3 separate regions of the Mus musculus genome follow, and regions 2 and 3 are each linked to region 1. The links are chromatin loops, found by intact Hi-C in ENCODE. Cell type or tissue: heart. All regions are shown on one strand. Links, peaks and the distances in the headings refer to the core of each region. The heading gives the core; the rest is flanking DNA. Region 1 holds the start of Ranbp6 (RAN binding protein 6). Region 2 holds the start of Ermp1 (endoplasmic reticulum metallopeptidase 1). Region 3 overlaps 9930021J03Rik (RIKEN cDNA 9930021J03 gene).

Region 1 (10,103 bases), core at 2,726-6,725:
AAAAAAAAATCCAGCTATGAATGGAATAACTTATTTCCAAAGCCTAATCTTAGCATCAGAGAACAAATAATACAAGTATAGATGCAGAGCTAAGAGACAATTGACAAATGGCACTTCTGGATTCATAACAAAGTTCAAACGATGATTTCCAGTGGCTTCAGCCTAAACTCCCTAGTTTGAAATTCCCAAGGTATGTTTCATCTAGTGGTCTAACACTTGCTGGTCATCATTACTTAAGATTCATTGGTTCATTCAAAGTTATGGCAGAGTGGTTTTCTGACTGAGGCATCCTTTTCGAATTCATTAGGTGGAGTGCGCACAGAGCAACAGTCACTCACAATGGTCTCTATGATCTGACTTAAAATTTGTACAGGAAAAGACAAGGGAAACTTGCTTATTCCCTTAAGTCCATTTTCAGAGCTGCCAATTTAGGAAGCTCAGAAGATGATTAAGGGGTTAGTAACTTTTGATGTTAGAAACTTGTCACTTTTGTTCATATTTTTAATCTTCTTTTAGCCTACTGTAGGCATTATTCTTTTTTTATATTGAGGTTGTCTCATTTTAGTCTAGCTAAAGTGTATGTGGCATTTTTGTTGGTTTTCTGTATCATTTTTAGATCTGGATTATATCATGCAAGATCAACTTAATTCTATCCCTCTCATTTGGCTCTAAATCTCAGCTCTTCGGTGAAATTTGCAACTTGTCTTGAATTTTCTACCACTTGGTAAGATGCTAACAAACACCTTAGTTGTCTCTGGGGAAATAACCTTGAGATGCCCTTGAGATGTCCTTGAGATGTCTTTGGGGAAGTAATCTTGAGATGCCCTCTCTACCAATACAACACAGCTAGTGTTAATTATAAAAGTTAAAATTGCTCAATTCTAACCAAATTGGCAAGCCAATTTTGGCTATTATGTAGTAGCCTTTCCCCTACTTCTCATGGGGGAAAGAAGGGGATAGCAATGAAAAAAAAATGAATACAGGAGAATCATTCATTTTAAAATAGAGAGCTAAGATTGTAAATCATCTTGTGTTTTTCTAAAGCAATAAGTCATAAATGATTGTTCTAAGATGGGTTCAGTTTTGCTCCTACTATTGAAATTATAACTGTCATTTGAACATGTGGGGACCAGTGAAAGAACAAACTATGGACTCCAAGATTCACCTATCTTGAGAAAAGCCTTTTCCTCCCAAAGAGCAGTGTGTTGATTGACACAAACACTGCTGTTTATTCTTTTAGAAGTAAATAAGCTGGCAAAGAACGGCATGTGGTCGAAACAGGTCACTGGGTCAACTCATGGGAAGATGTCTTAGTCACTTCCTTGTTTGGTGTGTGTGCTACTGAGCCTTTGACCTCTTTCCTACCATCAAAGTCAGCTGATTTGGACTTTCTGGTAAACTGAACTGGTAATTGACCTATTCAATGTCTATTCTGTGTGCATCCCTTTTCATATTCTTTCCAAAGGAATCTTTCTAAAATTTGGTTCATACCACTTGATTGAAATCGAGTTACCTTTAGGGGAAGGATCCACATTTCTCAGTGTGGACTATGACACTTTCATCGTCTGCTCTACTTACTTCCCTGCCTTCCTCCTTATTGTCCCAGGCTCCTCAGGCGCCTCCCCCCTAATGCTCTGACCCTGGAGGATTGGCAAAGAGCTCTCACAGTTTGCCTCAAGGCCTCTGCATTTTAGCAAGTTGTTTTGTCTACTTTGGACAGCCCCCCCCGCCCCCGTCCCCAAGATAGCTAATTAGGACTCATTCTTAAAAGCCAGTCAGGCATCACTTCCATCTGAGATTCATGTCATCAACTCTGAATATTGACTAAAAGAAATTATCAAGTTCCCCCTTATCCTTTACTGCACAAATTATAATTCAGATCGAGGGAATGTTGTTTTTTTCAAACTCCCAGCTGACTTCCTCTACACCCCAGTGGATTAGCTGCCTCCGTAATGCCTGGGCAGAATTATTTTCACACTAATTCCCTGAGTGTGTGGCATTTACCATTTCCTATAAGTATCTTCATGTAGTTGATCTTTGTGTGTGTGGTGTATAGTTTGTGTTCATGTGGTGGTGGTGGGGGGTGCATTTGTGCAAGTGGAGTTAAGAGGTCAGTTTCTAGTGCCTTCCTAAATTATCTCTCCTTATTGAGAAAGGGCCTCTGACAGAAGTTTGAGCTCATCAATTTGGCTAGGCTGGCCATTTTGCTCTAGAGATCTGCCTGTTTCTTCCTGCTCCCACACAGTGCTGTGTGGGGTTATATATGTGCAACGGGGTGCTCAGCTTTTCCATGGGTACTGGGATCCAAACTCAGGTAGTCATCCTCTTCACATAGCAGGAACTTTATCAACTGAGCCATTTCCAAGCTCCTCTCATATGTATATATATATATATGTATATATATATATATACACATATATATATGTATATATACATATATATATATATACATATGCATATGTATGTGTATATGTATATGTATATAGATAGATAGATATAGATATAGATATATTTTTTGTGTCCAGCACTATGATTGATAAAGCTCCAGTGAATATTTTCTGGTGGAATAAATGTACAACTGAACAATCTCTTTAAAAATTATTCTATTTACATTCCAGTCATTGTCCCCCACTTGGTCCCCCCCTCACAGTTCCTCATCTCATTCTTCCTCCCCCTTACCTCTGAGAGGGTGCTTCTCCCTGGCCCCTGCAAACCTCCCCCTTTTCTGGGGCCCCAAGTCTCTCGAGGATTTAGTGCATATTCTGCCACTGAGTCCAGACCAGGCAAACCTCTGCTACATACATGCCAGGGGCCTTGGACCAGCCCATGTATGCTCCTGGCTGGTGGCTCGATGACTGAACAATCTTAACAGCATTTCAACTATTGTTGCAAGCTGTACTAATTTATATATACTCCCATATAATATAGCCAAGCTTCCCGGTGTTCCACATTTGCACAGGCCTTGGCACTGTCAGTCATTTACGTTCCAAACACTACAGAGGATTGTCACTGGATCTTGCTGTGGTTTTAATAAGCCCTTAGTATGCTAACGGATGCAGCTGTAGGGAAAGCATTTCTCCAGCATTCGTTAACATTTCCTAAAACTGCAGATGCAGAGGCTTTGCAGCCAAACTTTTTCTAGGAGCAGTAAGAAGAGCAGTGAGTCTGGTACAAGATGAAGCACTGTAGGTAAGATTTTAGAATCAAAACAAGAATTGATTTGATCCATAATTATAAAGTTTAGGTATTTATATAAAATCTCTCTGTGCTTATTAATTATGCATGTTTGGGTTACAGTTCTCAGAAATCTAGTACAGTAATTTGGAAGCTGGTCCTAACATCTGTATTTTAAAATAAACACCCTAAATGGCCTTGAAATGGTTCACCAAATGAGAAACACTGTTCAGAGACTAGTTTCATATTACAAATTAATTTATGAGACCACCTATTTGGTCAGTCAACTTGTTAATGTGAAACTAGACTTTCTCCATTTTGTGTGTATATGCAGCAGAATTTCACAAGACTGAAATTCAGATTTCTTGGCAAAGTTTAAGACAGAACACAATAAATGAAGGTCTCTGATGACGTTGCAAAAGCAACAGCGGCTATAGGGGATGTTCTGTGGTGACAAAAGGTGCCACTGCCTTAAGACTAGGTAGAATTTAGACTCATCTGCTGTGAGCCTCAGCCTCTCTGGCTCTTCATTTCTTGGTTTAAAGTAGTGCTTTGTCTGCCTTTATCAGCCTTACAGAATTACCTAGGGCTGAAATGAGTGTGACAATGGCTGGCAGAGAGGAAGATCTGATCTCAGACTGTTACACCTTATAATTATGGTTTTAAATAACTCATCTGCCTACATTAAAAATACATAGCCTTGGGGAATTTGTTCTTAGGGTAATCTTTGCAGCTTCCTATTCATGGGTAATTAGGATTCTAATAACTGAACTGTCATATTACAGTTTAGAAACACATAAGGAAAATCTTGAGTAACAAAAATACAAAAGTAATGTATATAGAAGACCAGGATTCAAGAAGCTTCATTATCATTACTCCAGATCACCTCCCACCTTACTCATTTGTCTTTCCCACTCTGTTAGAATCCACAGGACAAGAGATTGGGATGTACGCCCGAGTTTGAACATCTCGGGTTCTACTTCTTTGGGTGTGGCAACGGGGAGGAAATCATTAACCTTTGATTGAGTTTATTTTGCAAGTAGTTTTATTATGGTTTTACTCACTATACCCAGTTAACAATTTAAATTGTATAATTCGGTAGTTCTTAGTAGAACGGCATGACATTGGGGGAACCATCATCACTATCAACTGCAGAACATTTTTACCAACCCTCAAAAAGAAATCCCCGGACAGCAGTTATACTCCATTCTTCCCTCCTCCCTCACTCCATAGCAGGTGCTAATTAAAGTTCGTCTAGAGGTGCTTATTCGAGGTCTTTTACAAACAATAACGGCATCATACAGTATGTAGACTTGCGGAGCGAATTTCTCCCCATCTCCTTCCAGCCTCTACAGGAGCACATCGGTCGGAGAACAGGACGATACCCCTAAAACGCACTCAGCTCCGTCCACCCTGTAAAACCCAGACCCCCGCCTGCCAGCTTCACCCCGCCGCAGCGGAGAGTGGGAGCAGCGCCCCGCCCATCCCCGGCGTCGCCTCACTGACGTCACCGCTCCCAGCCGCAGACTCCCTCCCTCCTTCCCGGTCGCGGTAGCTTTGACAGGACGCGATGGCGGCGGCCGGGTCTGCAGGGTTGCCGGCGACCGTGTCGGAAAAGCAGGAGTTTTACCAGCTTCTGAAGAACCTGATCAATCCAAGCTGCATGGTGCGGAGGCAAGCCGAGGAGGTCTATGAGAATATCCCAGGTCTGTGTAAGACTACATTTCTCTTAGACGCCGTCCGAAATAGAAGAGCAGGTTATGAGGTGAGACAAATGGCTGCCGCACTGCTACGACGGCTTTTGTCCTCAGGGTTTGAGGAGGTCTATCCAAATCTACCTCCTGAAGTGCAGAGGGATGTCAAGATTGAACTGATACTGGCCGTTAAGTTAGAAACACATGCTAGCATGAGGAAAAAGCTTTGTGATATTTTTGCGGTGCTGGCCAGGAATTTGATAGATGAGAGTGGCACTAACCATTGGCCAGAAGGTCTGAAATTCCTCATTGATTCGATTCACTCTAAAAATGTGGTTCTGTGGGAAGTTGCACTTCACGTTTTCTGGCACTTTCCTGGGATTTTTGGGAACCAGGATCGTCACGATTTGGATATCATCAAGAGGTTGTTGGACCAGTGTATTCAAGATCAGGAGCATCCAGCAATCAGGACATTATCTGCTAGAGCTGCAGCTACGTTCGTCCTTGCTAATGAAAACAATATTGCTCTTTTCAAAGACTTTGCGGATTTGCTTCCTGGGATCTTACAGGCTGTGAATGATTCCTGCTACCAGGATGATGATTCTGTGCTAGAATCCCTTGTTGAGATTGCAGATACTGTACCTAAGTACTTGGGTCCCTATCTAGAAGATACTCTGCAGTTGAGCCTGAAGTTGTGTGGAGACTCTAGGCTTAGTAACCTGCAACGCCAGCTGGCTCTGGAAGTAATAGTCACCTTATCTGAAACTGCAACTCCAATGTTGAAAAAGCATACGAATATTATTGCACAGGCTGTGCCTCATATATTAGCAATGATGGTTGATCTTCAAGATGATGATGACTGGGTAAATGCTGATGAAATGGAAGAAGATGACTTTGACAGCAATGCGGTTGCTGCTGAGAGTGCCCTAGACAGACTGGCTTGTGGACTTGGTGGGAAAGTTGTTTTGCCAATGACCAAGGAGCATATCATGCAGATGCTTCAGAGCCCTGACTGGAAATGTCGACACGCCGGATTAATGGCCTTATCAGCCATTGGAGAAGGTTGCCATCAGCAAATGGAACCAATTCTAGATGAAACAGTTAACTCGGTTTTACTTTTTCTTCAGGATCCTCATCCAAGGGTAAGGGCTGCTGCCTGTACTACACTTGGACAGATGGCTACAGATTTTGCACCTAGTTTCCAAAAGAAATTCCATGAGATAGTGATTACAGCTTTGTTGCGAACCATGGAAAACCAAGGTAATCAACGTGTGCAATCTCACGCAGCTTCTGCTCTTGTTATTTTTATTGAAGACTGCCCCAAGTCATTGCTAATTCTATATTTGGAAAATATGGTAAAAAGTCTCCATTCCATCTTGGTAATTAAACTTCAAGAGCTGATTCGGAATGGAACTAAGTTGGCCTTAGAACAACTTGTGACAACCATTGCTTCCGTTGCAGATGCAATAGAAGAAAGCTTTATTCCATATTATGATATATTTATGCCCTCACTCAAACACGTTGTTGAGCTCGCTGTTCAAAAGGAACTCAAGCTTCTTCGAGGAAAAACTATTGAATGCATTAGCCATGTTGGACTTGCCGTTGGGAAGGAAAAATTTATGCAAGATGCATCAAATGTGATGCAGTTACTGTTGAAAACACAATCAGACTTAAATAACATGGAAGATGATGACCCTCAGACTTCTTACATGGTTTCAGCCTGGGCTAGAATGTGTAAAATCCTTGGCAAAGACTTTGAGCAATATCTCCCACTGGTTATTGAGCCACTTATCAAGACTGCTTCAGCTAAGCCTGATGTCGCTCTCTTAGACACACAGGATGTGGAGAACATGAGTGACGACGATGGCTGGCAGTTTGTAAACCTCGGAGACCAGCAAAGCTTTGGCATCAAAACTTCAGGACTTGAAGCAAAAGCAACTGCTTGCCAGATGTTGGTTTACTATGCGAAGGAGTTAAGAGAAGGATTTGTGGAATACACGGAACAAGTTGTGAAGATGATGGTTCCTCTGCTGAAATTTTATTTTCATGACAATGTTCGAGTGGCAGCTGCGGAAGCCATGCCCTTTCTCTTGGAATGTGCAAGAATTCGTGGCTCAGAGTATCTTTCACAGATGTGGCAGTTTATATGTGATCCCTTAATCAAGGCAATTGGAACTGAACCTGATACAGATGTACTCTCAGAAATAATGAATTCTTTTGCCAAGTCCATTGAGGTCATGGGAGATGGTTGCCTCAACGATGAACACTTGGAAGAACTGGGAGGAATTTTGAAGGCAAAACTTGAAGGGCACTTTAAAAACCAAGAGTTACGGCAAGTAAAAAGGCAAGAAGAAAATTATGACCAACAGGTTGAAATGTCTCTTCAAGATGAGGATGAATGTGATGTTTATATTCTGACCAAAGTATCAGATATTTTGCACTCATTATTTAGTACTTACAAGGAAAAAATTTTGCCATGGTTTGAGCAGCTACTCCCACTAATTGTAAATCTAATTTGTTCAAGTAGGCCATGGCCAGACAGACAATGGGGACTATGCATATTTGATGACATCATAGAGCATTGCAGTCCAACCTCATTCAAGTATGTTGAGTATTTCCGGTGGCCGATGCTTCTCAATATGCGAGACAACAACCCTGAAGTCAGACAAGCTGCTGCTTATGGACTGGGAGTCATGGCACAGTTTGGTGGAGATGACTACCGTTCCTTGTGTTCAGAAGCCGTTCCACTCTTGGTAAAAGTTATTAAGTGTGCAAATTCCAAAACCAAAAAGAATGTGATTGCTACAGAGAACTGTATCTCAGCAATCGGAAAGATTCTGAAGTTTAAGCCCAACTGTGTAAATGTGGATGAAGTTCTCCCACACTGGTTATCGTGGCTTCCGCTGCATGAAGATAAAGAAGAAGCTATTCAGACTTTGAATTTTCTCTGTGACCTAATTGAAAGCAACCACCCAGTTGTGATTGGTCCAAATAATTCCAATCTTCCCAAAATCATCAGTATAATCGCAGAAGGAAAAATTAATGAAACTATTAGCCATGAAGACCCCTGTGCCAAACGCCTAGCTAATGTTGTCCGTCAGATACAGACTTCTGAAGAATTGTGGTTGGAATGCACATCTCAACTCGATGATGAGCAGCAGGAAGCTTTACATGAGTTACTCAGTTTTGCTTGAAGCAGTTTAATACCATCTATCATAAAAGTAGCTACAACGTGTCGTGAGTGGATTCATTACAAATGAGAGATATACCATTTCTCTCTGCTAAGCAGTTCATACTTCTATGTTTCTCCAGGATTAGTGTTAAGGTCTCCTGTTTACTTTGCACGTGTCACTTCTTAAACTGTGGTTGTAACCTGTGCTTCCAGTTGTCCTAGAGTTATTTGTCACCTTCCCCCTATTTAGTGTGAAATGTATAAATTGTTATTTGTCTGACCTATTGATGCTGGGCAGACGGTATATTTTGTGCCAAGATGTCTGTGACTGTCACAAGATGCAAAAAAGCTCACAAAGAAAGGGAGACTTCCAGGTTAAACATTTCTGGAATTGAGGGTGAAGAATACAGTGGCAGACTTGTTCTTCCTTGGTAATACTGTGTTTGTTACAGTGAGGGACGGATGCTAGAACTGAGTGTGTCAAGGTATGGCAGTGGTTGTAGGAGTTGTTTTCTACAATATAAGTGAACCTTTTCATATGGTACTCCTGAAAAGTGGTTATAGCATGTCTAAAAACAGTTCCTAAAGTATCCAGCTGAGAGTTATGAGAACTTTTAAATCTCCTTAACCAAACTGGTTTAAAAGAATTTATCTAGAACTGAAACATTCATGGGTGTGGAGGAGGTACTGAGGAGACATTTAACACTGAAAGAATCTGACAGACTAGAACAGTGTAATAAATACTAAATAGTCAGTGTTTGTGGGAGTCAGGTATTGTTACATGTTTTGGCCAAGTATTATTTTGTGTTTGTATGTCATATCCCCGTAACTCCCATTTCAAACATAAAGGGAAACCTTTATTCAGAATGGGGGTTAAATAGAGTTCTATTTTGACAGATTCTACAGAAACAGTGAAACAAAATGTTATCCTTAAACATTAAAAAGAAAAGAGCTTTAAGACTAGTCACATATCAGTGTATGTGTATTACAAAACAGCTATCAATTTATGGTTAATTACATTAAATGGAATGTCTTTAGTGTTGAAGGTTTTTTTTTGTTTGTTTGTTTGTTTTGTTTTTTTTGGGTTTTTTTGGTAGGATAGGAAAAGACTTCTACTTAATGGAACTTCATTCAAAACTTACAAACAAGAATGTCTGTTGTGACTTCCTGAGCCTGTTGTGAGTACTGTGTATGTAACAGACCAAATATGTCCGAACCAGTAAGTGCTCAATAAATTGTCAGTGTTACTACTGTTGATTGTCCTTCTACTGTGTTCTTTTTTATACTTTAAAATTTTTTTACATGGAATTTCCCTCCCCTACTAGGTCTATCTAGGACTACTGCAGACAGGGATATAAAGTCAGGATTATAGATAGCTCAGAATTTGATATATACTATGCTTATAATTGTATTTAAAATAAATAGAAAAATAGCTACCTTGAAGTTTATGTTTTCTCTGGGTGGTGGGACTAAGTGCCAGTTCTTCTCTTATCTATAATTAACCTATGAACAATATGTTTCTTATTAATAAAAGTTTTTTTAAGTCCAAGGACTTGATTTTTTTCTTTCATAATAACTAGGATCAGTTCATGAATAGAGTTAAGGCTCCTTCTAATTATCTGTAGCTCTTTCTATGTCTTAAGAAATCTTTCACCAAGATTCTTTTTTCATTTTCTGTAGTCTTGTAGAAATCTGACAAATGATTTGTAATTGGGCAATTGGAGTTTTGAAGTAAGAGTTCTTAAATTTAAATTTTGTCAAACTTTTCCTGTTAGTTTCCCCATCTGTAAGATAGCCTAATGGGTAGCTTATGTGGTTGTTGTTAGAGTCAAAGAAGATAATGACTACCAAGTGCTTAGTAGCACAAGGTTCAGAAAGTGGAAGCTATTGTGTAAAGTTTTGAAATGGGTCTGGTGGCTAAAAGAGGACATTTTCTTGAGTTTGGTTGGCTTTAGATTTGTGGGCTTTGTCAGAGGAAATGAAGGAAAGGCTAGCCATACAGTTGTCAGTTGCTGAAGTATAACTGCCCCACCTTTTCATCATGAACCGTGGTATGTCTGAGA
Region 2 (10,103 bases), core at 2,862-6,861, 160 kb after region 1:
ACTGGTTTGGCACCTTCCTTCCTTTTAATAATGATGTAACATAAGGTAATAGCATTCTTTGGTCAGCTTTCAGTGCAAGGGACCCATACCTGGTGAGCATGCTCTCCTCACAGGAAGCCGTCCTGTGAACTGTGCTGTTACGCTCAGGCATGCTGGCTGTGAGAGAATCTCTGTGGAGCAGCGAGTCAGCCGTGTGCCCACAGTGCGCAGGTCTGCCCTCCTCAGTCTGGCTAAGTTCTTGGGCAACAAGAATAAGAGAGCATGAAAGAAGGGCTTTGGACCATCTCCGTGCCTGTTGGTCAGCCTAACTCTGTGTTCCATTAGGACACAGAAGAAAAAACTTAAATGTCTGCTAAGAAAGATGAACTGACTTAGTTCTAGTGATCAACTAGAGGGAACTTGGGTTCCCAAGCTATTTACAGGACGGTAGAGCATTGCCCATATACCAGACATCTCTCAGAGACACAACAGGAGTGGGGTTTCTCCCTACCCAAATCAACTCCATAAAGACAAAGGGCTCGTCCTGACAAAGCCAGGTAGACTTCTGTTTGCCAGCTAGAGAACTGGCTTCTCAGAACTCCTGTGAGGGGTGGTCTGTTAATCTCTCTGATAGATTGGAAGGCCCCCGACCCCCTGGGCAGCACTTCCAATCTTGTCATTTTTTTTCCTTCTCTCCTCACTGACTCCAGCTATAGAGGCTGGCCTCACTATCTCAATAAGCGAGCTGTCCTCTGAGACGGTCTCCCAGGTTGGGTCATTCAGATCTAAGATACTCGCAGCTGCCCGAGATTCTGCTTCTCAGCTCCTCCACATCCTGTGACTGCTGGTGCCCAGTGGTCAATGAAGAACAGAGACGCCACAATCAACAGCTTATGGGGTTAGGGCCGGCAGCATAGCCACCCAGTCTGTCTTACCCTCACCATCAAGTCAGTATGCCTTTTCACTCACTGGAATCTTTTTTTTTTTTCTGTGAAAATAAAACCACGGGCTGGTGAGATGGCTCAACAGTTAAGAGCACTGACTGCTCTTCTGGAGGTCCTGAGTTCAAATCCCAGCAACCACGTGGTGGCTCACAACCACCCATAATGAGATCTGAAGACAGCTACAGTGTACTTACATATAATAAATAAGTAAATAAAATCTTAAAAAAAACAAAAAAACAAACAAACAAACAAAAAGAAAAGAAAACCACATGTCAAAGTGGCCTCTGGTACTCCAAAGGCCAGGCCTTACTAAAGTCAAAGCTGTTGATTACGGCTAGCCTGGCATGTTCAGTACAGCTGTGTAGGGGTGTGAGCCAGCGTTGTGAAAAGGACGAGGGATGGGCAGTCCAAATCTAGGTTCAGGGTTTGTTTTCTTCCTTTGTTTTTTATTTCGTTAACTTAAGCGTGGGTCTGGGACCTTGGGGTATGGCCGGACAGTTGTTGTAGGCGTGATCTCTGGGCTGCTCCATCTCAAATGACCCCAGAGTCCTTGCAAAAGCTAGGAGGCCTTCTACATGCTGGCACATGACTGCTGCTCCCACCTGATCCCTTCCCATGCCCTTCCGAGTTCATGTTGTGTTAGCCAGAGCCTTTCTCAGGGTTGCTTCTGAAGACTGCTGCTCATTTCCCTCTGCCTGGAACCTTCTCTCCCGCGGTGTCTTAGTTATGGTTTCTAACGCTGTGATGAAACACCAGGACCAGTTGAAACTTGGGGAAGAAAGGGTTTGTGCCAACTTACAGTTTCACAGCATACTTAGTTACTGGGAGAACTCAGGGCAGGAACTTGGAGGAGCTGATGTAGAGGTCATGGAGGAGAGCTGCTTACTGTCTTGCTCCTTATGGTTTGCCTAGCTCCTGCTTTCCTTTACAACCCCAGGACAATTAGCCATGGGGCTGAACACAAAGGTCCTTCTACACTATCTATCAAGAGAATGAACCACTGGGGATGAGTGAGGGCATTTTCTCAATTGAGATTCCCTCTTCTAAGTGGACTCTAGCTTGATTCAAGTTGACATATAACTAGCCAGCACACAAGGCTTCTATGGCCTGTGATCATAACATATCAGAACCTTCTGTATCTTGATATATTGTTGCAGATACAGCTGCTGACTTTGACAGCTCTCCTTCCAAAGGTGTTGGGGGTCTAGACTTTGGGAGAAGCAGATAGCAATATTTATGAATCTTACAGAAGGAAATATATATTTTCATTCTCCCATTGTCTTAGTCAGGGTTCCTATCCCGTCACAAAACATCATGACCAAGAAGCAAGTTGGGGAGGAAATGTTTTATTCAGCTTACATTTTCACATTGCTGTTCATTGCCAAAGGAAGTCAGGACAGGAACCCACACAGGGCAGGAACTTGGAGGCAGGAGCTGATACAGAGGCTGTGGAGGGGTGATGCTTACTGGCTTGCTTCCCCTGGCTTGCTCAGCTTGCTCTCTTACAGAACCCAGTACTACCAGTCCAGGGATGGTACTACCCACCATGGGCTAAGACCTCCCACCCTTGATCCCTAATTGAGAAAACGCCTTACAGCTGGATCTCATGGAGGCATTTCCTCAAGGGAAGCTCCTTTCTCTATGATAACTCCATCTTGTGTCAAGTTTACACGCAAAACCAGCCAGTACACCCACACATTCAGTAAGGACATAGTAAATGATGACCAGAGACTGAGCAGAGACTAAGCAGTATGGGTAAGATGTAAGTTAATAAGATAGACATTGGTTTTGGTCTCAGAGCTTACACTAGAAAGGATCTTACAGGACTGAAGTTCCATGTGTCTAAAGACTGCTGTGTTTTCACACATGTGGGACATATTAACTGAATAGTGCACGTTATGCCACATCTTAGGAGACCTCAGTCAAAGGCTGGGTAAAACTAGACAAGGCTCTTGCCCTCATGGAGCCTCCAGTCCAGCGAAGGAACCCTGAACTCACAGGCATTGATGGTGCTGTAGGAGCGGACACAAGCGGGTATGGGCTTAACTGGATTAAGATGAGTCTTGCTTAAGGAAGTATCAATTCCACTGAGATTTGAAGGGAACAAGCTTGGTAATGAAGGGAAGGAACAAGTGTTTTGGGTGATCCAAACAGTATATGAGAAGACACTGTGAAGGGAAGATGGTGGACCAGAAGTCTTTAAGAGAGGCCAGAGTGGCTGATGGAGCATCCTGCATCTGATGTGTCTGAGAAGTAGGCAGGGTGTCGTATGTCTGACACAGACACTCAGTCAAAACCCTGAAGTGTGTTTTCTCAGTGGGTCTCTAGGTTAATGCCTTCGAGCATTTCAGCCATTACATCCATAGGCCACAGAACCTTGAATCTAAGAGGCTCATGGAAGCAAGCAGAAACAAGACTGGTCAGTTGCTAGCATGGCTACTACAACCAATGACCAACTTCTTGCCACTCACTGTGATAGTGAAGGAAGACTAAGGGTTTTTATTATTTATTTTGAAGATATTTAAACATTTTTATTTGTATTATTGTGTGTTACTTATGGCTTACTTATTGCTGTGATGAAACACCATAGCCAAACTAACTCGGGGAGGAAAGGATTGATTCGGCTTCTGCTTCCACATCACAGTTCTTCATCAAAGGAAGTCAGGACCAGGACTCAAACAGGACAAGAACCTGGAAGCAGGAGCTGGTGCAGAGGTCATGGAAAGGGGTGTGGGGGGAAAGGGGTGTGTGTGGGGGGTGTTGCTTACTGGTTTGCTCTTCAGAACTTGCTCAACCTGCTATCTTATAGAACCCAGAACAACCTGCTCAGGGATGTCCCCACCCACAAAGGGCTGGGCCCTCCCCTATCAATCACTAACCAGGAAGGTGTCCTACAGCTAGATCTTATGTTATCACTTTCTCAATTGAGGTTCCTTCCTTTCAGATAACTCTAGCTTGTGTGTCAAGTTGATAGAAGACTAGCCAGCACAATTGTGTTTATATGATGTGTTTGCAAGTGTGTTTGTATGAATTGTGTGTTTGTATTTGAACACTCGTGTGTGCTTAGGTCAGTAGACACCTTGTGGGAGCTGGTGTTCTCCTTCCACCATGGGCCTAGTAGGGAAATGAAAGGTTGTCAGGCCTTGGGGGAAATCAGGGATGGACACATTTATCTTCTGATCCATCTTGTTAGTTCAAGAATATCTCTTCGGGAGCTAGAGAAAGTACCCAAGGAGCTGAAGGGGTCTGCAACCCTATAGAAGGATCAACAATATGAACTAACCAGTACACCCCAGAACTGTGTCTTTAGTTGCAGATGTAGCAGAGGATGGCCTAGTTGGCCATCATTGGGAGGAGAGGCCGTTGGTCTTGCAAAGATCATATGCCCCAGTACAGGGGAATGTCAGGGCCACGAAGCAGGAGTGAGTGGGTTGTGGAACAGGGCAGGAGGAGGGTATAGGGGACTTTCGGGATAGCATTTGAAATGTAAATGAGGAAAATATCTAATAAAAAATGAAATATCTAATAAAAAAGAATATTTCTTCGGAACCTTTGTTTTTAGAGTGCCCTGTGTGTCCGCGGAACAGAGCAGAAGGCTGTCTTGGGATCCCATTTGTCCTTCATTTGCTGTCTTTATGTTCTTCAATATTAAATAGGAATGAAAATATTTTCTTTTCAAAGTCTGTACTTAGCACACTGCTTGACTCAGCAGCTATTCATTAAATTATAGGTATTGTTATCTGTTAAATGAAAACAGCACTAGCCCTGGTAATTGGGGTTCTGTGTCTCCCTACTTCCTTCCCTGCCTCCTCTAGCTGCTCACCTTTGTAGCCCTGGTTGGCCTGGAACTCTCTACGTAGACCAGGCAGGCCTCTAATTTGTGTAAATCCTGAGTGCTGGGATTACAAATGCTTTTTTTTTTTTTTCCAAAAAAATTTTTTTTAAAAGACAGGATCTTTGTTATGTATTCCACTCTAGGCACAAAATAGGGATCCTCCTGTGGCCATCCTTCCTAGTGCCAGGATTACACCTTTGTCCAGTCCTGGTTGTGAAGTCTTACTTATTGATTTGGTAGGCAGAATCCTCCTTTTCCCAGTATTCATCAGCCCAGCGCAGGATAAATGCCTCGTGTATTCTGTTAAAGCGGCCTTGCACTTCTCTCTTGCTTAGGGCTGCTCATTTCTAGGTTTATGGGTGTTTTTCCCTTTGACAGTCTGCTGGCACCAGGCTGGGTGTCAGCCTGTGCCACCAAAGATCTCAGACTCAGGCACCAGGGAACAGCGAGGCGGACCAGCCAATCAGAAGAAATTTGGCCCTCTGCAGTTTCCGTCCGCTCACTAGGAGGCGCTGCGGAGGCCGCGGTGGCCCGGACTGTCGCAGGCTGGGGCGGTTGGTGGTGGCAGTTGCCGCCATGGAGTGGAGCTCGGAGTCAGCGGCTGTGCGGCGGCACCGCGGCACCGCGGAGCGTCGGGAGGGAGAGGCGGCCGCGTCGCACCGGCAGAGAGAGGCCTCAGCGCAGGAGGATGCGAAGGGCGTCGGGAGGATGTGGGGGAAGACGGAGAACGGCGGCGGGAGCCGGGTTGCGAAGACCGCGCTGTCCGAGGCGCGCACGGCGCTGGCGCTCGCACTCTACCTGCTCGCGCTGCGGGCGCTCGTGCAGCTCTCGCTGCAGCGGCTGGTGCTGAGCCGGACCTCGGGGCTCCAGGGCGAGTTCGACGCGCGCCAAGCCAGGTACGGCCGATCGGCCCGGCCGCGAGTCCTCTGCGGCCCCGGGGTGGGGGAGCGCCTGGTGGGTGAGTCCCGCGCGGGTGAGCCCGGCGCCACTGTGCCCCAGGCGGAGGAGGCCGGCGCTGCTGTATGCAGAGTCCCGGGGTCCTTGGGCGCACCTCGGTGGGAAGTGGGATGATCCTGCGCGTCCTCCGGGGGTCTGAATTGCGGGTACTCCGGGCTTCCTCGGCTCCCTCTTTCGCTTTCTTGGGGTGGCCAGATCGATTGAGTCTGCTTTCTCATCCACTCTCTTCCTCCTGCAGATGATTGGTTGTTCACACGCTTCATCATTCTCCTCTCTTTCTCGAGCAACTTCCACTTTTTACTTTGGTTAGTTCTCTGCATTTAAAATGAGATGGAGAGTGAGGTTTTTGTGCCAGGGCTGCATTACCAAGTCTTTCTGGGATGGTGTGGGAGAGGAGTAATGTAGTGCGTGCTAACCTTTCTAAGCACCACAGCCCTCATATCTGAAAGCTGTGGAAGGAGACTCAGAGTACATCCAGACAGAATTATGCCTGTAATTTCTGAAGGTCGCAGATGGTCTATGGCTCTTCTGTACTACGGATTGTATAGGGTTCAACATTTTTTATTTTATTTTATTTTTTATTTTTTTTAAATATTTATTTATTTATTATATGTAAGTACACTGCAGCTGTCTTCAGACACACCAGTCAGATCTCCTTAAGGATGGTTGTGAGCCACCATGTGGTTGCTGGGACTTGAACTCAGGACCTTCAGAAGAGCAGTCGGGTGCTCTTACCCACTGAGCCATCTCACCAGCCCCATTTTTTATTTTTTTTATTCTATTTATTTACTTGTTTATTTTTCGAGATAAGGTTTCTCTGTGTAGCCCTGGCTGGAACTCCCTCTGTAGACCAGGCTGGCCTCTAACTCACAGAAATCCTTCTGCCTTTATCTCCCAGGTGCTGGGATTAAAGACCTGCGCCTCCACTGCTGGCCAAGGGTTCAATTTTTTTTTAAATGACCTCAGGTGTATTTGAAAATATGAATTCTTTGATTCTGTAACTTGCATCTTAAATCAGATGAGTCCTTAAGCTAGTAGAAAGTTTTCAACTACTATTGTGTTTTAAAAGTTGCTTCTTTAGATGAGTTTTCTTAAGAGCTTTTTGGAAGGCACCCCCAGTCTCTCCTCCGGTCCCACCCATCCCTCATTGGAGTAGGGTTAATTTTGACCTGAACTGAAGTTATTAGGTTTGGTGTGTACAGCAAGAGGCTTGTGTTTATTGTTTATTCTTTTCAGAAGTTAATCATGCCTACTTGATGGCATTGCATGGCTATACAGATGGCTTCAGCCCCTTAGACCCAGTAAGGGACAATCCATAACTATCGGCTGGAGTCAGGCCAGTGAAGCTGTGTTGTCCTGCCTTCAGCACTCGTACATACTGAATAAGCCCTAGTCTTGGTGCTGATTTGGTATGGGTCAATGGAGAAAAGTGTGAAAGCATTAGTTCCTGGAACGCAGTATAAAATGATGAAGCTTCCAGATCATTTTCTTGAGATGTCTCTCTCTCTCTCTTTTTAAAGCACCTTCAGTTCCAGATCTCAAGAGTTAGAGGTGGAAGAGAGGCACAGTGATTTTCTTTTTCTTTCTGAGAAGTCAGAAGATCTGAACTTTCTGCGGTTGGAGGGAGGGAAGCACAGTGGGGAGTTGTTCCAAGCTGAGTTAGGCTTGTGCGTGTATGCCATCACCATCCTTCTGATTGTCTCCAGGGATTATCTGGAACACATAACGGCCATTGGCCCCAGGACTACAGGAAGCACAGAAAATGAAATTCTGACGGTACAGTACCTTTTGGAGCAGATCAAGCTGATAGAAGCACAAAGCAACAGCCTTCACAGCATCTCCGTAGATATACAGCGGCCCACCGGTTCCTTTAGCATTGACTTCTTGGGGGGCTTCACGAGCTACTATGACAACATTACTAATGTCGTGGTAAAGCTGGAGCCCCGGGATGGAGCCGAGTCTGCTATCCTGGCTAACTGTCACTTTGACTCAGTGGCAAATTCACCAGGTAGGTACTTGTATTTAGTCATTTAAAGTCACAAAGATAGAACCCAGAAAGTTTATTAACTTAGCCCCATATAAGGACCATTTTTCTTTGACCAGCATTTTCTCATTGTGTTAGAAGTTAAGCTAATTAATATGTTTAGAGTCTAGCAATGTAATATTCCTTTAAGTTCATTATTATCAGTGTTATTGTAATTATTAAATAGTGGCACACAAACCCCATGGCAATACATGAGATGTTTTGGTACACTGAAGTTTATCCTCAGTTTACCAACGTGTCTGTCCACTTGTAAGTGCTTACATACTTACAGGGTGGCAGTAGGCTTTGGGGGTACTGGGTAAAGATCCCTGTATTTAAAGGATACGTGGATTAGAGGACATTAGTTCTAGTAGTTTCTGTTAAAATTATGGTCCACTGAAGGTAGAATACTTACTATTGTGTTCTGAATAGACACTGGCAAGATAGAAAACTTGATGTTCAAGACAATGTCTGACACAATACATATCTGTCAAATCGAAGTGAATCCCCTACATTGAAGTTTTAAAAACAAGATTTTTCAGAAACATGATTTGTAGACTCTGGATCTCGTTGTCCTTGCAGTGACACAAAAAAGTGCAAGCTGCATTGTCAAGGGCAGTGGTTAGCAAAGCACCTGAAACTTTGTGCAGTTGTTTGATAGGGTATTGGTTGAAGTGCACATAGCCCAAACTTAAGCCAAAAGAAGCAGTAAGCGCCCATGTAAGTCTGAGAAGCATCACAATCAACAGTGGCCACTTGGAGGTAGAGAGACTCAGTCAGCCCGAAGGCTGGAGATTGGGTTCTCCCAGGATATAGAGGTAGAGACCGATGTAGTTATGCACCACAAGGATTCTTTCTTGCTTTAAAAAAAATGTATTTATTAAACATTTTATTTGTGTGGGTGTGGATGTGGGTGTGCTTGCCCGCGTTCAAGTGTGTGTTTGTATGCCATGTGTATGTGTATGTGTGTGAGCACTGGGAGACCAGAAGAGGGCGCCAGATTCCTCGGAGCTGCTTTAGTTACCTGTGAACAGTTGTGGTTGCTGTGGGTTCTGGCATCCGAACTCTGGTCCTTCAGGAGGGAGCAGCCCACAGTCTTAACTGCTGAGTCATCTCTCCAAATTATTTTTTATTTTGAGTTGGTGATGTTTTTGTAAAGAATTATAGAGTAAAACAAAAATCACTATTGAAATAATATGTGAATCCTGCTCATTGTATTAAATTCTGAAATCTTGATAAATTTCCATGACTCATAATTTTTTTTATAAGCTAGACAGGAGTCCATCTAAACTACTGACGTCCATTGTCTCTAAAATTTCTTCTCTATATGCTCACATAAATATTCACAAGTAAAATATGAACAAAAAAACCCAGCTAATACAGGCAGTTAAGAATAGAAAGTGACAGCCAGACAGTAGTGGCACACTCTGGTAATCCCAGCACTTGGAAGGCAGAGGCAGGTGGATTTCTGAGTTCGAGGCCAGCCTGGTTTACAGAGTGAGTTCCAGGATAGCCAGGGCTACACAGAGAAACTCTGTCTCAAAAAAAAAAAAAAAGAAGGTGACATTTTACAATGGCATCCTGGGATTATACACTCAAGAAGACTCCTCTAATAGACACCAAGCCGAGGTGGGTGCTGGGCGTCCTGACCAGGAGGAGAGCATCTGAGTACTGGGCCATCTTTTGGCATATTGCTTAACCTAATCTATCTTTAATTTCTTAATTGTAAATGGAAAACTGATAGCTAATTTCCTAACAATGTTGCTCACAAATTAAGTATAAGGAAACCTTTAGGATAGCATCTTTCAGAGGAAGTCTTCCTCTGGTGGTGGTACTGTTGGTAACAATACTTCTAGATTGCTTGAATGTATAGCAGGCCTAATATAACACATAAGATATAGACTAGCCTTGACTTGATGAAATGATATTGTGATAAGACATTTCTTTATATTTAGAATGTATTTTGCTTATTCAGACATCAGTATCCACACATTCATTTAAAACAAGGCAGATGTGCCCTAACTATGTCAGGGACACTAGACAGAGTCACCTTTTGCTCACCTTTCAGACGATTAAATTCTGGAAAGGGTCATATAATAATGCTGTGATTGTTACAGAGCATTATAGTAGAAAGACTGGATATGTACGTATCAATCAAATGTAGAGTCCCTTGCCTTTCATAATTCTTATGTGGGAATAAGATAAGATTGTAAGAGAAGATAGTAAAGAGAAAAAAAGACAGACAGGTCATTGCCATGTGTGCACATGTGTCTGTTTGATAACATGGGGAACACAAATCATTTCAAAGAGGCGAGTCAGTTCTCTGCCTTGAATATTGTCTTCATCAAAGAACAATACTTTTTTT
Region 3 (10,103 bases), core at 3,325-7,324, 73 kb after region 1:
GCTCTTCTAGAGGTCCTGAGTTCAATTCCCAACGACCATATATAATGGTGGCTCACAACCACTGTAATGGGATCCATGTGTACTCATACATAAAATAAATTTAAGAAAAAAAGGAAAAAAGAAAGAGAGGCTGGGGAGATGGCTCAGCGGTTAAGAGCACTGACTGTACTTCTAGAGGTCCTGAGTTCAATTCCCAGCAACCACATGGTGGCTCACACCATCTGTAACGAAATCTGATGCCCTCTTCTGGAGTATCTGAGGACAGCTACAGTGTACTTACATATAATAAATAAATCTAAAAAAAAAGAAAATCTAAAACACTTTAAAATGATAAACAGAAAAGACATTTTCTTGACATTAAGAAAAGACATTAATAAAAGACATTAATCTTGGCATTAAGATTTCAAAAACTCCTTGAGTTAGCTCTGTTTTACAGACACTAAGAATTTAGTCTTTACGGTCCTCATAAACTAGTGTCATGTATATAGCATTTGTTGCACATTTAGTAAGTATTTATTTATTTTTATTATGTGTATGCATGTTTTACCTGCATGTATGTCTGTATACCATGTGTATGCAGTGTCTATGAAGGCCAGAAGACAATGATCTCATGGCAGTAGAGTTATAAGCCACTATATGGGATTTCTGGGAATAAACTCCAGGTCCTCTGGAAGAGTAGCCAGTGCTTTTAAAACCTCTGAGCCATTTCTCCAGCCCACCATTAAATAAATTTGTTATTTGATAATTACATACAAGGAGATGTGGTAGCTTGTATATTTGAGGCCAGCCTTGGTTACAGTGTGAGATCCTCAATATTAATATTAAAATAATATTAAAATTAGGAAAAATGCATTTTAGCATGTTCCTTGCCAAAACTGTGTGTATGTTTCATTTTGTGAAGTTAAATGCAAAGAAGTAGATAAATACTTGAGATGTATTCTAGAAATTGTATTCTTTAGGGATGAGGTATATTTTTCCTTATGATTTCTGAATGTACAAAGTACTAATTGCACATTAAAAGGATATGCTAACTATACTTTTTAAAGTTTGGTTATTAAATACAGCCAAGACCAGACCATTAGACAAGTGCAGGGTGGCATCCTAATGTCACTAAGGGGTTTCCACTTTTGGTTGAGCAGCCCATAATCTTTAGATAAAATGGTTCCCCAGGTTCCTAACTGCAGAAGTCACTGTTCAGGTAAGACTCTTTTTCTGTGTAGTCTTACATAAGCTGTGAATGTAGATTTTTAACTAAGCAGTAGTTTTGTGGCGTTTATGCCTATTCCTTTTAATAAACTCAACTGTTTATGCATCACCATGAGCACTACAATCATTTTGGTTCTTATATAAATAGGCAGCATTGTTACGTGTCTGTTACGGGCAGTTACAGTTTAACATTTGCTTTCACTGAGGCTTGTTTGATTCATGATTTTCATTTGGCTTCTAGCAACCATCTGTTAGTTAAAGTTTAACTTTCAAGGCTCTATGTAATTTGGTTTCTGTTAACAAGGTGCCGTAAACAGCATTATGAAGTTTTTCTCTTTTAATCTTGAAAGGAAAAAAATCCATATCTAAAAAAGCAATCACAAAGAAGAGGAAAACTGTCACAAAGTCACCTGCTGTGCCGGAATTTCAGGTAAATGTTTCAATATTGTCACCAAGTTTTTCCGTTTAATTTTTTGTTTTAGCTCCATTCCTTGTGAGAATGGCTGGATTTCAAGAAACTACAAGATGTATTTAATGACTTTTTCTAACAATGTGTTTTTCTTTAAAGTACAGATGTAGGCAAAATGTTATTTTTTTAAACCTCTTTATCTCTCATAAACCTTGGTATTTTTAGTTAAACCTATACTAACTTTTGTAGATAAAGTTTAATCAAGTATATATACATATATCTCTTTTCTTTATGTCCGTTTGCATGTATTCCTAAGTACACATAAACAAATTTCCTTTCTTCTAAAGGAAAAAAAATCATGTTTTGTACATAGTGATGCTACTCTGATAATTCATTCTTATGTAGTTTAACCAGTATAGAAATGGTGGACTAACTTGAAAGGTATTTTAACTTTTAACTATAAATAAACTATATTCAGTAAAGGCTAAATATAATAGTCTTTAAACATTTCTGCAAAAAAAGAATTTTTGCTGCCATATGTGAAGCACTAATGCTGAAAATAAGCAATCTCATCATAATTATGCTTTTATTTTTCTATTTATACAGTATTTTTTCAACAAATGATACTTGTTAAAAAAATTTTGTACTATTGTAACCAGGCCATTTCTAAAAGTTTTATAAGCTCATAAAATAAAAGTGATGTAATTGAATTTGTAGGTCTTAAGTAGTTATAAAATTATAGGAGGCAAGGAAATACTATATAGCAATATTATACTTCTATTTTCAGTAAAAATTATATTTAGGGGAAGTTGAAATTCATAAAAATTAGATATCCTTAAATAGTAAAAAGAAAATATATATTTTATAGTAGAATATTTTAATGACATTAGGATGACATACATCCTTTAGAAATTTTTACATAACCTTTATACAGGATATCCAGTAAAATACAGTTTACTGGATTATATATTAATTTGGCTGGAGGCCATCCTGCCATTCATTTCTTGTAACATGTTAATGGTATTCTATTATATCTTTATGCTTCCACTGGTCAGCCTGCTAGCCTTTGTTATTTCTCCCACTCTTTTTCTTCTGTTTTTTAATATAGAACTATATAGAACTTAAGACAAAGTGGTACATCCATTTTTGGTATTTTTGTAAGTGGACTGTGTGTAATAGTAATACAAACTGCATAAGTAATGCTTTGTACAGTTACAGGTGCTATTAGTGATATATGAAATCAACTCAGTGGGTTACATTTCTTTTTTAAGTTATCAAAATTTGTCAGAATATCACATATCTGGTCATGTATAATACCATGAATATGTATAGTTATATGTATTATATGAAATTTGGTTTTAGTTGCCTCTGTGTGTGGACATGCATGGTAAATTGTGGTTTTGACTCTGGCTCATAGAAATATGTTGGAAAACATTGTTGTAAGTAATACTTCTAGTCAGTTATTGACCATTTGCTTATTGCTCAGAAATGTAAGGTCAAAAGTACATGTTTCGTTAAGTTGAGCTGTTCTTCAAAATACATAAAGTCATTCCTTTCCTGGTTCTTAAGCATAAGAGGTAGAGGAGTACTCTGTGTGTGTGTGTGTGTGTGTGTGTGTGTGTGTGTGTGTGTGTGTGTGTGTGTGTGTGTTGTTCTTGTTTTTGAGTCTATATTGGGCTAAGGTAGATCTTCTACTATGTTATGAGAGCTTGAAACTGCCTTCTAAAATAGAGATAAAGAGGCTGGAGAAATGGCTCAGCTATGAAGAGCTTTTGCTGAACTTGCAGAGGACTTACGTTTGGTTCCCAGTATCTACATGGTAGCTCACAACCATCTGTAACTCCAGTTTCTGGGATCCAGCACCTTCGTCTAGCCTTGTGGTAGGCACATGTGTGGTATATATACATACATGCAGACCAATACTTGTATACATAAAGTACCAGTTACTATATAATAAAGTGAATTTTTTTCTTCCCCAAAGTCCTGGAAATCTATATAGCATCTCATATGTTAGTAATAAACATAATACTTTGTAGACATAAGTAGCCATTCTAAACTAAAACACCCATTCTTACTGCTGAAAATAAAGAAAACTTTGAAGCATAAACATTCCATTGCTTTTTAAAAACCTGACCTATTTACCAAAAGGCTGATCTTTTACTGATAGAAAATATGCTTAGAAATAAACAGTTTAAAGGTTTAAATTTTTTAAGTCTTTTTTTTTTTAAGTCTTAATGATCTAAAAAAGTGAAGCCTGTTTTGATCATAACTTCTTGGCAGTTTTTGTGTTGACTTGTTAAACGCTAGAAATTTGCCTCCTTTACTTGCTTCCTAAGAACTCATGTTTATGTGAACACTGTAAAGCTCGGAGTCAGAAAATGTCTTCATACTCATATTTAGAACATGCACCAGGGACGCTGAAGTAATGGCTTTGGGTTCATTTTGTGTGTGTATTGTAAAGAAACTAACAGTGTCTGTGTTACCTTTTCCTAAGAGCTATGCCCTTCCTTGTTAAAAGTTTATAAATATTAATAATATAAATATAAATAATATAAAGGCTGATGCCTTTATTAAAAGTGAAGATTTGTAGGTTTTTATCCTCCAAAAACCTTAAGTGAGTAATGGGTATCAGTAATGTTCTAGTTAAAACATGTGGACTCTGGAACTAGGCTGAGTTCGAATGCCAGGCACCACCTGACTGTTCTGTCACCTTAGCTAAGTTATTTAACCTTCTCTAAGTCCAGATCTTCATCTGCACAGAGGATGATAGCAGCCATTACATTGCTAGAGCTTTCTGTTCTAGCTCTTCTTAACATTCTATCTTCCAAATAGGCATAGAGACTTCTGTTAAAAATACTGTAAGTAGGAAAATTAATTAGGATTTTCCTTAAGAGCATCTATTGCTGACTTTAGCACTTTTCCAGCTACTTAGGACATTAAATAAGCCTTGGATCTGGTCATATTAAAATAGCACATGGTGGGAACTTGTAAGAATTTTAAAGTGAAAAAACAAATAATACACATGACCCACAGAATGAAAACTTAGACTTCCTTACACTAATATTTTAATTTGTATACAGTGGCATATCAGCAGAATTGTGGGATTTATTTTTTATCAGCATTAACTGCAAAAATAGAGAATATTTTTAATTTAGATGGTTAGAATATTAAGTTTTGTATCAAATTTAACAGTTACAATTTTTTTTATTTTGTAATATAAAGACTTTTAGACTCAAAACTAAATGTCATTTTTCCTAATAAAGTTGATTGCCCCCAAGAGCTGTTTTTTGTTCAGTATTTGGGACGTGTAATAGTATATAAATTCTCCTTTTGTGCTAAATTAAGTTAGAAAGTATTTTTTAACTTGATGTGTCAAGTCCCAGTAAATTCTACATTTTTAAAAATAATTAAAGAGGAGTTGGGAAAATGGTCCATTAGTGAGCTCTTTCAGAGAGAGGATCTGAGTTGAATTTCCAGCACTTAAATCGGGCTGCTCAGAACTGCCTGCCTGCAGCTTAGCTCCAGAGGATCTAGTTAGTGCTAGTGCCTACAACCTCTGTAGGCACTTGTACCCAACATGCACATCCACACACACACACACACAATTAGAAAGTAGTCAAAATAATTTCTTAGCATTTTAATGAGTAGGGACTGGAGAAGTGGCTCAGCAGTTAAGAGCACTTGCTGTTCTTCCAGAAGTTCACAGCGCCTATGTCATGTGGCTCACAAGTGCCTGCTACTCCCGCTCCACAGCATCTTGTGCCACCTTCTGGCCTCCATAGGCACTCCCATACTTGGTAGTCATTTAGACATATAATTAAGTGGCCTTACCATGTTTTTTTCTTTTCATTGGTAATCCCACCACATACAAATACACACAAAATACTTTTTTAATGATTATGTACTTGGCATCTGATCTATACATGTGATTCATTCTATGGGTTAAGTATATCTTCATAAAACAAATTGAGACTAAAGTTCAAATAAGTTTTTAACTTTCCTATGTTATAAAGGTCTATAGATTAAGTCATATTTTAATTGCTACTTCTTAAATTACATAATTTCAACTTAGGTTTTTTTTAATTTATAAATCGAGATTTTTTTTAACCTCTTTAAAACTTTTCAATTTTATTTAATTAAGGCATTAGAAGAACATGTTTAATTACATAGTATTGTTACATATTTTGTTAACTTGGTTTTTAGAATTTTTTTCATGTCAACTGAATATTTTATTGTTACTATTGTCCTTGCTGTTGTGGCATGGTGACCATAAGAAATATGTAATTTCCTGTTAGCATAGTCTTAACAACTATTAATATAATTTTGTTTGAATACTATGTAGATTTATAATTTATATCCTATAGTTTGTGTTATAGTTACAGATTTTATAATTGTAGGACCTTTTATTAGGATGGTAGTGAGAATGACTCATTTTGTTTGAACATAATTATTTTTACTTTTTACCATGATTTCCCCTTTGCTTTTAAAATATGACCTACAGTTTTTATTTTGCCTTATTTGGAAGTATTTTTCAAACCTAGTGTGGATCTACCAAAATGGCATGATTTTAGTGATTGAAGTTATAAGGAAATTTTTATTATGTAATTCTCTGAGATATGGTCATGAGATTCTTTTACTTACATAGTCCTTTCCTTTCCCTAATACATACATTCATGTATAATTTTTTAGTCAAAGAGACAGCATTTTAATACTGTCAGTGAAAATAATAATGAATTTTGTCCTAAAACTGTGTTGAATTGTTGCTTGTTTTTAAATGTTTCTCTTTTGTTTAGAAAGAGCCCTCAGCATATGGTCTAGTAGAGGAGTTTAGAATTCTGTAGTCTCTTCTACCAATGCGTCATCTCGGTCACTTCATATGCTGCTTTTAGTTCTTATGTGTCCATTGAAGATGCACCTGTTAGCCTGCTCTAAGCCACAAACCAAGTTACCTCATTTCAGTCCCTTTCGTGTGTAAACTGGTTGAGGCTCGGTCTTGATTCAGTCAAGTATCTCTCTTAGGTTCCCCCTGGGAAGGAAGGGCAGTAGTAGCCTCTGGTGTATGAAGGAGAGGTTCGGGGTGTGGTCTGGCCTAGACGGAATCCCAGCAGCTCAGTCTTTCTTTCCAACCCAGGAGGCCCTGTGCCTCAGCAGCGCTTTTGAAATTAATACTGACAAGAAAAGGACTTAATGAGATGCTTTTCTTTGTTCCTACTATTGTATTTATTCTGCCTACAAAAATGAATTTTTACTGTGTTGATTCTAGTTTTAATAGAATTATCACTTGAAATTGAAGACTTCATTCTTAAAAGAAGGAATTGAGTTATGTGAGACATACAGTTGGCATAAATCAAATTGTTTCTACTACAGAATTTTGTGATAGCTTTGCATGATTTTGTGTATTGTATAATAGGCATGCATTAGGTATATAAAAATATGAAGACTATGTTTGCATACTAAGAGTATAAGCCAAGCCTGGTTGTAATAGCACATATCTGTAACCCCAGCGCCTGGAAGGCTAAGACTAGCCTCAGCTACATAATTTTGAGGGCATCGTGCACTGTGTAGTGAGATCCTATCTCCACAACAACGGTTGTAAATTATTATATAGATATTTGAGTTATTTTAATGTACCGTCAAGATAAATATCACTAAAAATATTCTGATCCTCGTTTTTAAAAATTACACGTAGGACTTAAGTAAGGAAATTTACTTTAAGAACATTATCCTAAAAATATCCCACTCCCTAAACTTGGAAATTAATTGTGAGTTTTTATTTTCATTAGCTACCTAACACCAGAATATTTCAGTTTCTCAGTAGCTGTGCTAGTTTATAAAACACAGCCATTAAGTACATGACTACTCAAAAGTGCGATCCACTGACTATAACTATAAACTTGTCATATGTGAAACATAATAAATCCAAAACTATCAAGGTTCCCCTGCTGTATATGCACACTGAAATTTGAGAAGACTTGATTTATCACAGCTTATTAGCTAGGTAAGCCACTTAGAGGTGTTACTTCATATAGCTTTTAATGCTTTGGCCTCAGCTGTTTTACAGCAGATGGAATATAATTAGTAGTTTATGTCATGAGTAACTGAGAATTGAAAGATCTTTCAAGCTTTTAGGATGTGTTTAGTTTGTCGGGATTTAAAACATGCTCTTATCATTTTAAGTGAGATACCTAGAATTTAAGGAAAGTTACTGTGGGACTTGCCATAGGTAAGTGAAAATAAAAATCTATGCTAGGATATTAACCAATACACCAAGTTCAGTGGAAAAGGACAAATATGACAAAGCAGAAATAACAACAGACTGAAGGGCAAAGAAGTTTAAGTCGCCAGTGAGTACTCATTAAACCCACTGGAGAGCTGATGTTGCTCTGTGGCTTCATAGATAGACTAGAGGCTGAAAATGCTACCTAGCTGTACATGTTCTTACCTAGTTGACCAGTCTACTCTTTGACCATCAGCGTTTCTTTCATAACCAGATTTCGCAAATTAGACTATGTGATTTCTAATAATTATCAGTTATACTCTCCTACTATAATTCTGTGTAATATTTTCTACTCTGAAGTTACTTTTGTTTTTGTGTTTTGCAAGTACTCTACCACTGAGTACATCCCCAGTCCTAAAATTGTTTAATTTGGATTATTTAACTATTTACTTGCCCTGCTTTATCAATAAATTTGAAGTTTTCAGATATTTCTAATAAGTAATTTTTAATACTAATTATGGTATAACATGTGATAATTTTTCTTAATCTCTTAGGTTGAACCATTTTGCCATTTTTACAGATAAATACATGTAATATATATGTATATATATATAATTTTCTTAAGGTTTTAGTCTAATTTAAAGCAATTTCTGTCTCTTATTTTTAATTACTTAATAATAACTAGCAGTTATCTTGGCGATGCACTTTGCTTGTTACTTTCGTCTGATTTTCTAATGAAAGAATGTGCACTTTTTACGAAAACAGTAACTTTATATTAATGGATGTAATAAGCACATTGATAAAGGTTAGTGATAATTTATAAGTATATAGCATATTTTATTTAATTTATGTATATGACTACACTGTAGCTATCTTCAGACACACCAGAAATGGGCATCAGATCCCATTACAGATGGTTGTAAGCCACCACATGGTTGCTGGGAATTGAACTCCAGACCTCTGGAAAAGCACTAAGTGCTCTTAACTGCTGAACTATGTCTCCAGCCTGTGATTATAGCATATTTTAAATTATACAGTATAAACATCACAAGATTTTCTTGGATCTGAAATTTTTTGTCTACATAGATGTAGTTTTGCTTTTAAATTTTCTGTTTCATTTAAAAAAAATAAGTGATCTTAAATTGCTTAAATTATTTTAGGAAATGGTTAAATGTATTAAACTCACTGAACAAACACAATATAATTTTACAGGAACCATATGGAATAACTAGTATTTTTGTTAGTATTTCTTAATCTTCAGTTTATAAAACTTTAGTTAAGCCAAGCTAGGTCAGTCAATAGGTAAGAATTTATCATTTTGGTCACTTGCCAGTGTTAACCAAAGTAAAATAAAATGAGCCACACAATTATAGAAGGAAAAAGATACTGCTTTGTAAAAAATGTTTTTATTTAAAAAAAAAAGAAACGTTTTAATTAAAACCTGTTAAGCTCAGTTGGGCTGGGTGGCACAGGTCTGAAATCAAGCACTTGATGACTGAGCAAGAACATGCAAAGTTTGAGACAAGCCAGAGCTATATATAACACCCTTTCTCAAACAAAAAAAAAAAAAAAAGCAACAGTCAAAATTATTAAAGGCATGGCAAGAATATGTACTTAACTGTGTTCCTATCTTTGAATATATTGTACATATTTTTAGTTCTCCTTTAGCACAACTGCCAGCAGCAGCAACTTAGTTTGTTTAGGTTGCAAACCTGACGGCAAAAGGATAATGGCCACTTGCAGGCTTGTATTTCACCTGCTCGGAGACTGCCTGGTGGGATTCTTTCTTACAGATGATTCAGTAATCTATAAAATCTAATGAGTTTCCAGATCTTTGTCATTCTAGGCTGAAAGTTAATGCTACTAAGGAAGTTCAGGACCATAACACAAATGTAGCGGTGGGGATGTAGGAAGAGACTGCCAGTGTGAAACTTTAGCACATTTTCTATAAAGCCTGAAGTTCTTACATCATAACAAGTAAATATCTCATATATTAACCATAGAGCTTTCCTTGCTTTTATTATTGTGGAGAAATAGTTTTAATTTCAGTATATGTTAAATAATTCTGTTACCACATTTTGGGTGTTTTATATTATGTGTTATCAAGCTGTGTTTTTGTGTTTTGTTTTAGCTTATTTGCACTAATCTTGATGAACTCAGGGAATTAATCACAAAAATCGAGAATGAACTCAAAGATCTGGAAAACAGTAGAAAAAAATCGGTAGGTGTTTATCCAAAAGTTCTGTCTACTATTGTCAGCATTAAAATTCA

The links. A loop is a pair of places that touch in the nucleus more often than their neighbours do. Peaks named below come from ENCODE experiments on the same cell type or tissue, not always from the same donor. Only the 100,000 strongest peaks of a DNase experiment are listed, where the experiment ranks them.
Region 2: a loop joins it to region 1, with 3 times the contacts of the local background. A loop is called at or near these places in 5 of 42 quality-filtered maps.
Region 3: it touches region 1 in a loop (2.1-fold over the local background); 6 of 42 quality-filtered maps call a loop at or near these places.

What each region holds. Positions count from the first base shown.
Region 1 is chr19:29,807,592-29,817,694 of GRCm38, reverse strand. Ranbp6 (RAN binding protein 6) reads left to right here and starts at 4,721. Exons shown (of 1, transcript NM_177721.4): 1 at 4,721-9,587. The coding sequence starts at 4,745. The coding sequence ends at 8,062. In heart, for the core only: no CTCF peak of the experiment used is centred there; a DNase peak (open chromatin) is centred at 4,674; H3K4me3 peaks cover 2,201 bases; H3K27ac peaks cover 1,248 bases.
Region 2 is chr19:29,643,587-29,653,689 of GRCm38, reverse strand. Ermp1 (endoplasmic reticulum metallopeptidase 1) reads left to right here and starts at 5,275. Exons shown (of 15, transcript NM_001081213.2): 1 at 5,275-5,654; 2 at 7,422-7,723. The coding sequence starts at 5,335. In heart, for the core only: a CTCF peak has its summit at 5,261; DNase peaks (open chromatin) are centred at 5,249 and 5,829; H3K4me3 peaks cover 1,295 bases; H3K27ac peaks cover 924 bases; H3K27me3 peaks cover 873 bases.
Region 3 is chr19:29,735,066-29,745,168 of GRCm38, reverse strand. It overlaps 9930021J03Rik (RIKEN cDNA 9930021J03 gene), which reads left to right. Exons shown (of 8, transcript NM_172836.3): 4 at 1,557-1,636; 5 at 9,964-10,053. Among named protein-coding and RNA genes, the nearest start is that of Mlana, 42 kb to the right of the region's middle. In heart, for the core only: a CTCF peak has its summit at 5,399 (motif pointing left); no DNase peak of the experiment used is centred there.